Linked DNA regions of Homo sapiens: region 1 is linked to region 2. The links are chromatin contacts, found by Hi-C or POLR2A ChIA-PET in ENCODE. All regions are on one chromosome and are shown on one strand. Each heading gives the region's core, a stretch centred on a gene start or an enhancer-like site at or near the end of the contact. The rest is flanking DNA. Distances are from core to core; before and after follow the strand shown. Region 1 overlaps SEMA3F-AS1 (SEMA3F antisense RNA 1). Region 2 holds the start of INKA1 (inka box actin regulator 1).

What was found. Hi-C counts contacts between places; a loop is a spot of excess contacts on that map. ChIA-PET counts read pairs that join two places held with the same protein, here RNA polymerase II (POLR2A). Pooled maps may share reads with other maps.
Region 1: a pooled map shows a loop between it and region 2 (5-fold over the local background). The contact joins the enhancer-like site here to the promoter of INKA1 in region 2. A Hi-C loop is called at or near these places in 6 of 50 pooled maps. POLR2A ChIA-PET finds 5 or more read pairs at or near these places in 3 of 52 experiments (AG04450, H1 and Panc1).

Annotation. Positions count from the first base shown.
Region 1 is chr3:50,117,503-50,123,780 of GRCh38, reverse strand. It overlaps SEMA3F-AS1 (SEMA3F antisense RNA 1), which reads left to right. Exons shown (of 4, transcript NR_135301.1): 3 at 1,193-1,256; 4 at 5,533-6,278. RBM5 (RNA binding motif protein 5) reads right to left here. Exons shown (of 25, transcript NM_005778.4): 25 at 4,760-5,450. The coding sequence ends at 5,325. Among named protein-coding and RNA genes, the nearest start is that of RBM5-AS1, 20 kb to the right of the region's middle. RefSeq lists enhancers at 241-741, 1,727-2,604, 2,605-3,483. Within about 2 kb of position 2,065, at least 3 of the 41 ENCODE cell types and tissues checked have a DNase peak (open chromatin) inside an H3K27ac peak, as active enhancers do.
Region 2 is chr3:49,798,364-49,804,619 of GRCh38, reverse strand. INKA1 (inka box actin regulator 1) reads right to left here and starts at 1,359. Exons shown (of 2, transcript NM_203370.2): 1 at 1,177-1,359; 2 at 1-439. The coding sequence starts at 1,227. It overlaps CDHR4 (cadherin related family member 4), which reads left to right and starts at 4,747. Exons shown (of 19, transcript NM_001007540.4): 1 at 4,747-4,856; 2 at 5,183-5,373; 3 at 5,464-5,626; 4 at 5,703-5,794. The coding sequence starts at 4,808. RefSeq lists silencers at 1,083-1,522, 1,913-1,962.

The DNA.
Region 1 (6,278 bases), core at 816-3,315, 320 kb before region 2:
AGCCATGGCTGGCAGACTTGGACCTGTTCAGTGAGCTCAGAAGCCTGTTCTGGGTGGACACCCCCAAGATCCACCCACCTGAAAAGGGGAAAGCCTCAGAATGACATTGTGTGCACAAGGGTGTGCCTGCTGGGTGGCGGCTTGTGCTCTGCCACGCTGTGACCCTGGGGGCTCCCTCTCCCTTCACAGAAGGCTGCCAGACCAGGTTTCCTTCCTCAGGGGTAGCAAGAACATCTGATTCCTGCCCCCTCAGGAGCCAGGTTCACTTGCACACTTGCTCATTAATGTGTCTGGCTTGTGTGTGCTCTTCTATATGCCAGTGGCTGGGTGGGGTTATGCACAAGTGTGCATGCTTCACACACCAACCAGGGAGGGGGTCTGCAGGATCTGGATGTAATGCCACCTCAAATGTCAAGGGTGATGGGGAAGCATGCATGTTGCCTGCTGCAGCCGGATGCCTGAGGGCTGGCCTGCATTGCGTGTGGGTGCGTACACATGGCATGCTTATGAGTGCAGAGGATGGCTCCTCAGCCCAGGAGTTGGGGAGTAAGAGGAAGGAGAAGAAGCCCCAGCTCTGGTGCCTCTCAGGATTTGGGCTCAGCCCTGTCTTGCTCCAGGTCTTACAGATTGAGGCTAGGCGCCCTTAGGTGGTGGTAGGCTGTGCTGGGCCAGGGGGCCCTAGGCTGAACCCAACCCTGCAGGACAGGCTGGGCAGGGCTCCCACACCTGCACCTGACCCTGTTCCAGGCCCACACTAGGGGATGGTGGGGGGAGGCTTAATTACATCCATGAATCATTCTCAAATAGCTCCTGTCCAGCCAGACTCAGGATGGTGATGCCCGCCCAGAGCTGAGAGCCAGGGGCTCCTGGAGCCTCCGTTGCACATAAAAGCAGCAGAGGACGCGAGCAGGCACCCTAGCCCCTCCTCTCTTGGCCACCTGCCTCGGCCTCCCCCATTGGTGTGCAGAATTCACCCCAAGATCAGAGGCCTATCTCAGCACCCGTGGGTAGCGCAGAACCAACTCCTCTAGACCTGGCGGCCCCATCCCACGTTATCTTGCCCCCTCAGCCTCCTCCGTCCCCTTGTGGCTGCTGCAGACTCCTCCAGCTTCTCTTTCCAGCATCCTCTAGGCCTCACTTTGCCTCTGGTTGTCTTCACCTGCCTCTCCCTGTCTTTCTCCTCTTTCCTCAGGGCACTGGGAGGCATCCCAAGACCCAGCTCACTCCAGGGCTGGACCTCAACCTTGTACCTGCAGGTGAGACCCAATTCTACTGCACTGGAGTGGTGATGGGGCAGCAGTTGCCAGCAGCAGCCCAGTCCAGCAACAGCTTTGAATCTCAGTTTCCTCTTTAAATGGGATGGCAGTGCAGCTTGGACTAAGCAGGATGGGAGGGCCCTGCCCCTGGCTCATACCTTCTGCTGGAAAGTTCTGTCTGGCTGGGTGTGGCCCACCCTATAGGGTTCTGACCTTAACCCAAGTCCATGAGTCCACCTCCCTCCTGCCACCTTCTGGGAGACTGGGGTGAAGGACTACAGGCATCCCCTGCTTCCATCTGGGAGCCCTGGACAAGCTGGGCTCCAACTCCCCATGGGCTGTAGGGACAGAAGCTGAGAATCTGATGCTCTAGCAACAGTGCTTCTGTGAGTCAATAAGCACGTGGTAGGGAAAGGGAGTGAGAGGCAGAAATGCACTTTATCGACTGCAGAAATTATTTACCTGGGTCAGAAAGAATTGCTGAGAGGGAAGTGCCTACTGTGCACAGGGTCAGCCTGGCTCTTGCCCCATTGGGCGCTGTGGGGACGACTTCCCCATCTAGCCAGAGGGGGTCCCTGGGGGTCAGAGACCCTCAGGAACTTGCAAGGCAGGCAGACTTGGCACCTGCCTGACTCCAGAAAGTTTCAAGGCCGAAGTTCTAGCCAGGTCTCCTTGAGTCCCAGAGACGTGGAGAGAGCCCCTGGGAACCTCCAGTACCTCAGGACTTGGTGGGAAGTCCTCTCCTTACCACCACCTATACCAGCCTGGCTGGAAAGATGATGGAATGCTGCCACCTGGTGGCCACCAACAACACAGTACCCTCCTCCAGTATCGACTGTGGGCAATCTTCCCCCACACCCCACCTGTCCCTGAGGGCATTCATTCCTCCGGAATCGGGGTGGCTGGGATCTGGGCGCCCTTGAGACCCCCAGCCAGACTATGCATGCCTGGGGAGCTTAGCTCAGGCCGGGATGCTCATCTGGGCTTTGAAACTTGTTTGATGCACAGCCATGACAGCTGCTCCTGGACGGCCCTCAAAGCCTTGCACGTTGTAGCAGCTGTCCCAGCCAAGGGCAGTCTGGACTTGGGAATCCTTGGAGGCTCCTTCTAGTTCAGTAAGAGCACCGTTCAAATTCAAGATTTGGGTTCCCCTGATTGAGAGGATTGCACTACTCTCACAGCATCTCAACATCACACAGGACTAAGAGGAATGGTGGCCCTATGGGCAGCACACAGCACATTTAACCGGGCTTGGGATTGGAGTAAACCCTGATGGGCCAGTCAGGAGGATGCTTGGGATCCTAGTGCTTCCAAACCAGAAGGATCACCCAAATATGGTCTTGCAGGATACCTGGGCCCAAGATAACAGCCTGTCAAACCTCAAGGACTGGGGCCATCAATTTAGATGCAGGGTGAAGGCTGCAGTCACCTGGCTAGGTATGCTGGTAACAGGTGAGGCCAGAGGAGGGAGCCTCCATCTCTGAGGAGCTGGCTCAGACCCTCACATTCACAGGAACCCTCAGCTTCATGTTCATAGGAAAGGCCACGCTGGTGTTGACAACAGATGCCGTGGTCCACAGCACACATGGGAGAGCCTTGAGCAGCTTTGACAGGTAACTCTAAGCACCAGCAGTGTGGGACAGGTTGAGGTGCCCTTCCGGGTGCTGGGAAGTCAATCTGAGGCTGCTAGAGGGCTGGCTCCTATTAATGCCTGGCCATGGCTCCCCTAGGGAAGACGCTTCCACCCAACCTTTGCTGAGCTGGGTACATATAATTAAGAGCTTCCCAGATCCTATTCTGGGTATGCTCACCTGGAAGAGCTTTCCGGGCCGGATGTCAAAAGGGTCTAATTAGGGTACTCAGGACTGCTGCTCAGGTGCGAGGAACACCAGCATCACCCTTGATGCCGTGAGGGCTCTGGAGGTGAGGCCAGTTTCTTATCCAACTTCTGTAGACCAGATCTGTGACACACTCTCCACCCCAGCTCTGGGCGCTTGGGCCCTCATTTGTGAAGTTCCCAAGCCTTACTCTGCAGAAACCCAGGCTTGGGGCTTCTGCATTTGCGTCCACCTCTCCCTAGCCAGAGCTGTGATTAGGCTCAGCTTCTCCAAGGCACTACCCTACAGGCCAGGGTGAGGACCTCCTGAGCATTTTCTATTCCTTAACGCCCTGCCCGAAAAGAGGAAAACGTGACCACCCACAAAAGCAAGTCTAGCTTCAAAAGTAAACTGCAGAGAAAAGGCCACCTTAACTGCATGCCCAATCTGTGGAGCTTAAGCACTCAGTTTGGCCAGATTGGCAATGTGAGCAACCCATCACATCATCTGGTCCCAAGAACAGCCTGAGATCCAGGTATACTTCCTGACCTGGTCAGGCATGGTCTTCTGGGTCAAAATGATGTTCTCTGCCCTGTGGAAGAGTGCTGAGGACGAAATACCCATTCAAAACAGAAAACTCTCCAATGCCCCCAGGACCTCCTTAGCAGCTGAGAAGATGCAGTGAGTGGAGTGCTGCCAGGGGGAGATGACCTCCTCAGTTTCTCCATCGCAGCAGAGGGTGGACCAGGTATCACCTGTATCATGGCCAAAAGCAGGGAGGATCTGCCCTGCAGAGCAGTGACAACTCCACACTCCGGCATGTGTGGAATAAAGTCTGTGGAAACTAGAGAGGTGCAAGCACTCATGGTCACTTTGGTCTTAGCAGAAAAGCTACTAAGTTACCATGATTTCCATGAAGAGTTTTAAAACATGCTAAACTTTTTTTTTTTTTTTTTTTGAAACGGAGTTTTGCTCTGGTTGCCCAGGCTAGAGTGCAATGGCGCGACCTCCGGCTCACTGCAAACTCCGCCTCCTGGGTTCAAGCAATTCTCCTGCCTCAGCCTCCCGAGCAGCTGGGATTACAGGCCAACCACACCCAGCTAATTTTGTATTTTTAGTAGAGACGGGTTTCTCCATGTTGGTCAGGGTGGTCTTGAACTCCCAACGCCAGGTGATCCGCCTGCCTCGGCCTCCCAAAGTGCTGGGATTACAGGCGTGAGCCACCACGCCCGGCTAAAACATGTTAAACTCTTGAATTTAAAAATCCGAACATGTCAAGACCAGCCTGGGCAACAGAGTGAGGCCCCATCTCTGTAAAAAATTAAAAAATTAGCCTGCATGGTGGTATGTGCTTGTAGTCCCAGCTACTTGGAACACTAAAGTGGGAGAATCGCGTGAGCCCGGGAGGTCGAGGCTGCAGGCTCCCGAGTAGCTGGGATTACAGGTGCACACCACCACGTCTGGCTAATTTTTTTGTATTTTTGGTAGAGACAGGGTTTCACCATGTTGGCCAGACTGGTCTCAAACTCCTGACCTCAGGCAATCCACCTGCCTCGGCCTCCCAAAGTGTTGGGATTACAGGTGTGAGCCACCACGCCTGGCCAACCCTGCCTCAAAATCAATCAATCAATCAATCAGAACGTGGTGATGGGGGCAAGAAATAAACTGATTTCATCACCAGGCTTGACTGGCTCAGACATGCTTGACCCACCTACCCACCCAAGAATAAAGAGACACAGGACACCCATTTCTCAAGGTATTTCTTTTGTAAAGGAGCCAGATTTGGCAACTAGACTGAAAATCTTCCAAAATTCTGTACAAATGTGTAATATACAAATATACACAAGGCTTTTGCCAAGAAAAGACATCACAACAAATGACAGAGGTGGCTTTGGTGTCACATACCACCTACAGCATCTCAAACCCCTAGGAATGTGAGGGGCTGATGGACCACAACATAGGCTACACATGTAAACACGCTACATTACACTATGTACACTGGAGTATAAACAATCCACTGTCCTCTCCGGTCTGTTCACAAGCCCTCTGGCGGGAAGGAAGGCCATTCACCAGGCAACCCACATAAGGGGAACTTCTTTAAGGTGGGAGGGAGAACCCTGCAGAATGAAGTGGTTCACCCTAAGATCTATTAACAGCACAAGGCATGCCCTTAAAGAGACAGGCGGTAACAGCGAATTCGGGAGATGGACCACTTCTTGTGCTCCTTGTCATCTCTCTCTCTCTCTCTCTCTCACTCCATCTCAGTGAACCGGGCAAACATGGCTTTCCGGACAGCATCTTTGTAGGAATCGGCGCCCGACAAACCATATGCGCTGCCTTTGGCTCCTAGGCCAGCTCCCTTTAGCCGAACTTGAGCCTGGGAAAGCACAGAGACTGTCAGCTGGGAGGTAGGGTATGGGCTGCTCCACCTCTCACCATGCCCACTCCTTACCCAGCAGGACCACCCACCAGGAGACAGAAGAGAGAAAACTGTATATGAAGACAAGGATTTCTCCAGAAGAGACCAGGAGCAAGTATAAGGACTGGAGGAATAAAATGGGCTACGGAACACAGGCAGATGAAGCAAATCACCCACCCCTCAATGCCTGCTCAGCAAGCATCCACGCCTAGGAAAGGGCCCCAAAGTATTCCTCTGAAGGTCTGGGAAAGGTATGGTAATTACAGGCACACATTATACAGGATAGCTCAATGTCAGCAGAACTCACATAAACAGGATGAACATGGTCTACAAGAGTCTGACCTAAGCTGTGCTCCCAGGACAGAGCAGGGGCAATTACGGGTGGAGCTCCTGCCTAGAAGGCCAGTGGGTAGGGGCCTCCGATCCTGGGATATGATGCCTCAATGTGGGCTCTGATCAATTTAAAGATTTCTTATCATGGGTGAAAACCCTACTAAATTTTTTTTTTTTTTGAGACAGAGTCGCTGTTGCCCAGGCTGGAGTGCAGTGGCGTGATCTCGGCTCACTGCAACCTCCTCCTGCCAGGTTCTAGCAATTCTCCTGCCTCAGCTTCCTGACTAGCTGGGATTACAGGCACACGCTGCCACGTCCAGTTAATATTTTGTATTTTAGTAGAGACGGGGTTTCACCGTGTTGCCCAGGCTGGTCTCAAACTTCTGGGCTCAGGCAATCCACCCTCCTCGGCCTCCCAAAGTGCTGGGATTACAGGTGTGAGCTCATGCCTGT
Region 2 (6,256 bases), core at 110-2,609:
CCTGCCAGTGCTCCAGGCAGGCGTCTGGGGTGGACTTGGGCCGTGGATGGTGGACAGGTGGTACACTGGCTACAGGGGCCCTGCTGGGCATGGGGAGGCCACTGACTGAGAGGCACTGCCTACGAAGGGGCTGTGCTGAGGGTGCTGGGCGCTGGGATACAGGCAGTTCTTCCTCTCGCCATGTGCTGCCTGACACCTCCGAGAAGCCAGAGTCCCAGTCCAGGGCATGCTCCCTGGGGCCTCCCAAGGCTGCATCCCTGTCTTCTGTCACCACTGCTTCCTCCTCCTCCTCTTCCTCCTCCTCCACACAGCAGACTGAGTCCTCTTCCAAGGCACCCGAGGCCCTAAGCTGGTGGCTGGGCTGCACATCTGGGCCAGTTTGGGAGGTTGGCTGCAGGGGACCAGGCATTGAGGGTGAGCCTGTGTCCCGACCACACAACTGAGGGGAAGAGAGGGCAGAAGTCGGAGAGGTATCACTTGTCACCAGGCCAGCCCAGAGAACAGAGGGTCCAGGAAGGTTAGATAGGCCTGCTGGCCTGGGCAGCAGGGTGTTAGTGAGCACAGGGCAGGCATAGGGGTGCTGGCACTCGAAGCTGGTGTGGTTCTCATCCACCGACCTGGTGGCAGTCTGGCAGGCTGCAGCATGCAGGGCCGGGCAAGTCGGCACCCGCCACCAGGGCGGGCGGGCAGGCAGGCAGGGTTGCGGGCCTGAACGGGGAAGTAGGTCCTGCCCAGGACTGGAGGGGCATCCCGTGCCTATTGGGGGATTCAGCTCCCAAAGCCCAAAGCGTCTTTCACAGAAAGAGCGCTTGCTAGGTGAGGGGTAGAGAAGGGAGGCATAGGCCAGCCTGAAGTAGGGGGCGTTCACAGCAGCGCCAGCACCTCGTTAGTCCCTTGCCGCCCCATGCCCCGCCCCCAAAGAAGTCCCCCTTCCACTCTCTCCTCCCGCGCCGTTCCAGCAGCACGGCCAGCTGGATGCTGTTATCTGATGCTCAGCTCAGTTCCCAACCGTCCGAAACCCGACGCGGGCCATCTGAGCCATATGCGCCACGCCGCCCCCACCCCGCCTCGGACCGGCACGCTGGAGCCACCCCGCACCCGTCTGTTGTTCCGGCCGGGCGGCAGCCTGGCATCCCGCACGCGTCCTCACTAACCACACCCGCTCCCGAGCCTCACCAGTTCCCAGCGGAGCTGGCTAAGGAAGCTGTCAAGCCGAGCGCTGTGCATGTCCATGCCAGGGCCCCCACCGAACCTACTAGCTCCTCTTGGAACCCCGGCGGAGCCGCGCGGAGAGGGCTGGGAGGGCCGGCCAGCGGCGCCCTCAGCCTCCGCCTGCCTGCGCGACTCCTCGCTCTCCGTAGCTCCCGCCGCCGCCGCCCCGACATCTGGCAGCCGCGCCCCGCCCCGGCCCCGCGGCCAAAGGGGGCGGGGCTAAAGCCCGGCGTCCCTCCCGACTCCGCCGCGGTTCTGGGTGGGAAGGGCGGGGTCATAACTGGAAGCCGGACGGGGCCGGTACGGGGACCCCCCGAGCCCCCAGACTGTTGAGTGGACCCTGCGTTTGCTGCGTGACGCAGGACAGGTCGCCTCCGTGCGGGGGCCTCATCCTCCCCGTTTGTTCAATGGTGAAATAGCGGTCCCTCTCACGGGGCGCCGTGCTGCGTCCGCACATAGGCAGAGCACCCCGGATGGTCGGACCCAGAGAGGTTGTGGACCCTCGGGGCCTGACCCACGGGACCCATTCGTGAGGCTGGCCTTGGCACTCCCTGAACGGGATGGAAGTGGGGTTCAGCCCGTCTGAGGACTCAAGAGAGGGCGGGACTTTGTGGCAGCGCACCGGCGGGGCCTCAGCCGCGTCCCAACCGAGCTAGACGGGACTGCCCTCTAGTGGGGAGTGCTTGGCTAGTCGCGAGTCCAGCGGCGACGCGCGACCGTCGGCATTCCCTTTGCCGGTACCAGGTGCAGACTGAGGGTCGGTGCTGAGGCTGCTCTATCAACACAGGCTAGGCTCAAGGGTAGTGTAGCTGCAGACAGACTGGACATACCAGCAACAGGAAAATACCAGGGAATGAGGGCCGTGGGCTAGCTTGGGGAAAGTCAGTCTCACAGGAGGTGACATCAAGATGCAATCAAGAAGAGGGGCATTCTGGCCGGGCGCGGTGGCTCACGCCTGTAATCCCAGCAGTTTGGGAGGCCGAGGCGGGCGGATCACGAGGTCAGGAGATCGAGACCATCCTGGCTAACATGGTGAAACCCCGTCTCTACTAAAAATACAAAAAAAATTAGCCGGGCGTGGTGGCGGGCGCCTGTAGTCCCAGCTACTCCTGAGGCTGAGGCAGGAGAATGGCGTGAACCCGGGAGGCGGAGCTTGCAGTGAGCGGAGATCGCGCCACTGCACTCCAGCCTGGGCGACAGAGTGAGACTCCGTCTCAAAAAAAAAAGAAAGGAAGAAGAAGCAGGAGGAGGAGAAGGAGAAGAAGGAGAAGGAGAAGAAGGAGAAGAAGAACATTCTAGGCAGAAGGAGCAGCCAGGGAAGAGACCCCGACGGACAGGAGCTGGACAGGGCCAAACATAAAGAAGGCCCAGGTGTCTGTGATTGGTGGTGGTGGCAGGAGGGAAAAGGTCAGCAAAACCAGGCTCTAACGGCCTTAGAGCAGAATGTGGGTTTTGTTCTTGGTGTGATGAGGAGCAATGGGGGCCTTTGAGCAGGAATGACCTGGGCTAGCCCTTGTTTAGATAATCCCAGCTGCTTTCAGAAAAGGATTCTGCAATAAGAGTGGAAGTCCCTGCCCTCATCCAGGCAACGAAGGGGAGGGCCTAGGCCTGGGCAGGGCAGGTGCACTGAAGGGGGTCACTTTGGGGTATGTTTTGGAACTAAAATCAAGTCTTGCTGATGCATGGATGTGGGCAGGAAAAGAGGCATCAAGCATGACTCCTACATTTCTGGCATTAACAGCTGGTTGGATGAAATTGCCATAAACTGATCTGGGAAAGACTGGAGAAGAGTGGGTTTGGAGAGGAAAATCCAATGATCATTTATGGACACGTAACCCTTGAGATGCCTGTTAGACATCCAAGAGGAGTTGCAGAGTCAGCTGCTAGGTGTATGACTCTGGACTTCAGGAGAGAGATCAGCACTGGAGCCTTGGATCTGGGAGGCATAGTGAGTGAATGGATGGTATGTAAGGCCATAGGCCTGGATAAGGTGGGGTGGGAGGAAATCAGTGTAGTCAGAGGGAGACAGCAATCGGGACTGTGCCCTGGGACATTCCATGAGGTGGAGGTAGGGGAGATATGAAGCAGAGCTATCAAAGAAGCTGAGCAGGAACAGCCAGGAGAAATCTGAGAATGTGGGGACTCAGGACCCAAGGGGAGCAAGCATTGAATGCTGCCTAGGCAGTGAGGGTGAAGAACAAACCACTGGATTCGGCAGTGCATAGGTCACTGGGAACCCTGACAAGGGCAGTTTTGTGTAGAGAGGGACAAGCCTGATTAGAGTGTGTGGAGAAGAGAGTGAGGACTGAAGAACTGGAGATGGCAAATAAAGACAACCGTTTTTGTTTTTTTTTTTGAGACAGGGCCTCACTCTGTCACCCAGGCTGGAGTGCAGTGGCATGATCTTGGCTCACTGCAGCCTCCATCTCTGGGGCTCAAGTGACCCTCCTATCTCAGCCTCTCAAGTAACTGGGACTACAGGCATGTGCCACCACACTCAGCTAATTTTTTTTTTTTTTTTTTTTGTAGAGACAGGGTTTCACCATGTTGTCCAGGCTGGTCTCGAACTCCTGATCTCAAACGATCCTCCTGCCTCAGCCTCCCATACAGGCATAAGCCACCGTGCCTGGCCAGAAAACTTAAAAAAACTGACATATAAATACAATAAATAGACAGATCTCAAAGTTACAGCCCAGTAAATGTTAAAATCTGTAGACACTTGTGCAGCTGCCACCCAGATATAGAACATCCTCAGCAACTCCTGGATGCCACCTGGTGCCCTATCCAACTGATATTCCCAACGGTAACCAGTATTTGTATTTCTATCATAAAGGATTCCTTTTGCTTGTTGGATGTAGACAACTTTTTTTTTCTTTTTTCTTTTTTTTTGAGACAGGGTCTTGCTCTGTCACTCAGGTTGGAGTACAGTGGCACAATCATGACTCACTGCAGCCTCGATCTCTTGGGGTTCAAGCAATCCTCCTACCTCAGCCTCCAGAGTAGCTGGGACTACAGGCCTGGATCACCACACCCAACTAATTTTTTGTAGAGATGGGGTCTCACTTTGTTGCCCAGGCTGATATTGAACTCCTGAGCTCAAGTGATCCTCCCACCTCAGCCTCCCAAAGTGCTGGGATTACAGATGTAAGCCGCCACACCCAGCAAGTTTTGAGAGATTTTGTTGACGGTTGGGCTCATTTTTTATAGGCAGATAATGTTCTAATGGAGGGGGTCCAGCTGGAGTTGAGACTCTGTGGGGTAGCAGGTCCTGGGCCAAATTTTCCTGGGTGCTGTGCTTGCTCTATCTCCACGGATTGCATGACCAGTTTCCTCATCTGAACCTTAATCCTCCTCCCCTTCCATGCCCTTAGAGTTGTAATGAATGGGGGCAATGGAAAATGGGATATTCTGAGCCTCTGGAAGCCTGCCAGAGGTCTAGAACTCAGTCACCAGGGATGGGTGGGGATAGAATCTGGGAGGCCCAGGAGTCCCGCCTGCCCAGCTATGTTTGAGCAACTGACCTGGCAACAGGGTGAGTCAGACAAACAGCCTAGCTTTCTGAAGCCTCCTCTGCTGTCTGTGTCTTCAGGTCATCATGGTGCTGCTCAGGCTCCTCGTGTTCCTCTTTGCTCCGGTGGTCTCTGGTGAGGAGGTGGTGGGTGGGGGAACCGTAGTTTTCCCTTGGAGTCCTGACCCTTCCCAGATAAGCTACCATGGAGGACAGGGATTGGGGGAGAGGTAGGAAAGTGTAAGAATCTGAACCCCTGGCCCTCACCCCTTCTCTTGGCCACTTCCTCAGTCAAGTTCTCACTCCCCATCTGTGAAATGCTGGATGCTGGATACAAGGAAAGGCCTTAGCTGCTTGGCCCCATGGCATGGCCAGGCCCTGTGGCAAAAGGACAGGACTATGCTAGTATGTGTGGTTCCATCAGCCTGGGGGCCTCCAGCCTGAATTCTCTGCTCTTCACAGACCTCTGCAGCCTGCCCTGCTTTATAAATGTCTCTGAGAGCCAGGGCCCTGGCACAGTCCTTCAGTTTTTATCCTTCAACTGCTCCTCCTACACGCCCACACCCACCCTGGAGTTGCTCAATGTCCAGCCACCCACCACCTTCTTCAACCCACCCAGCTTGGCCAGGTGGCAAGGGACCTATGTGGGCAAGGTAGGGTCATGTGTACAGCTGGGGACTGTGGGGGCACAAGGGCAGACCTAAAATTTCCAAGCCCCACATGGCACTGTCCACCCACCCCAGTTGACCTTGAGCAGCTCTGCTCAGTTGGATGCCCTGATGGTGAACCACTACAAGGTGCAGCTGAAGTTCACATGTGGCAACCATGTGATGGAGGGCTCACTCTCTGTGGATGTGCAGCGGGACCTTAGCCATATCCAGTGTGCTGGTCAATTTGCCAGCCCAGGTGAGGCCAGGGGCAGCCGGCAGGGTGGGGGCAGGCATGGCCTGAGCAGATCCTCCCTGACCTCCACTCTGGCCAGCTGGGGAAATGATTCAGGTGCCAGAGACAGTCACACCTGGGGCTCGGCTGTACACTCTGCTCCTCCCAGGCCTAGAACTCCACGGAGCGCAGGTAAGCCCAGAACATGGGACGGTGGGTGACAGGATGGGGGTGGGGGGATGGAGAGAATAAATTAACCCCCACCTGGCCAGGCACAGCCTGAAGAGGAACCTTGCAGCAGAGGCATAGATGAGCCTCTACATGATGTATGTTCTTGGAGAGAGCTGCTGAGGGCTGCTCACTCCCCAGTGACCATGGCTGTTCCCACAGGGACATCTCAGGGGCTGAGTTCTTTTTTTTTTTTTTTTTTGAGACGGAGTCTTGCTCTGTCGTCCAGGCTGGAGTGCAGTGGCGCGATCTCGGCTCACTGCAAGCTCCACCTCCCAGGTTCATGCCATTCTCCTGCCTCAGCCTCCCGAGTAGCTGGGACTACAGGCACCCGCCACCACGCCCGGCTAATTTTTTTGTATTTTGTAGTGGAGACAGGGTTTCACCGTGTTAGCCAGGATGGTCTCGATCTCCTGACCTCGTGAT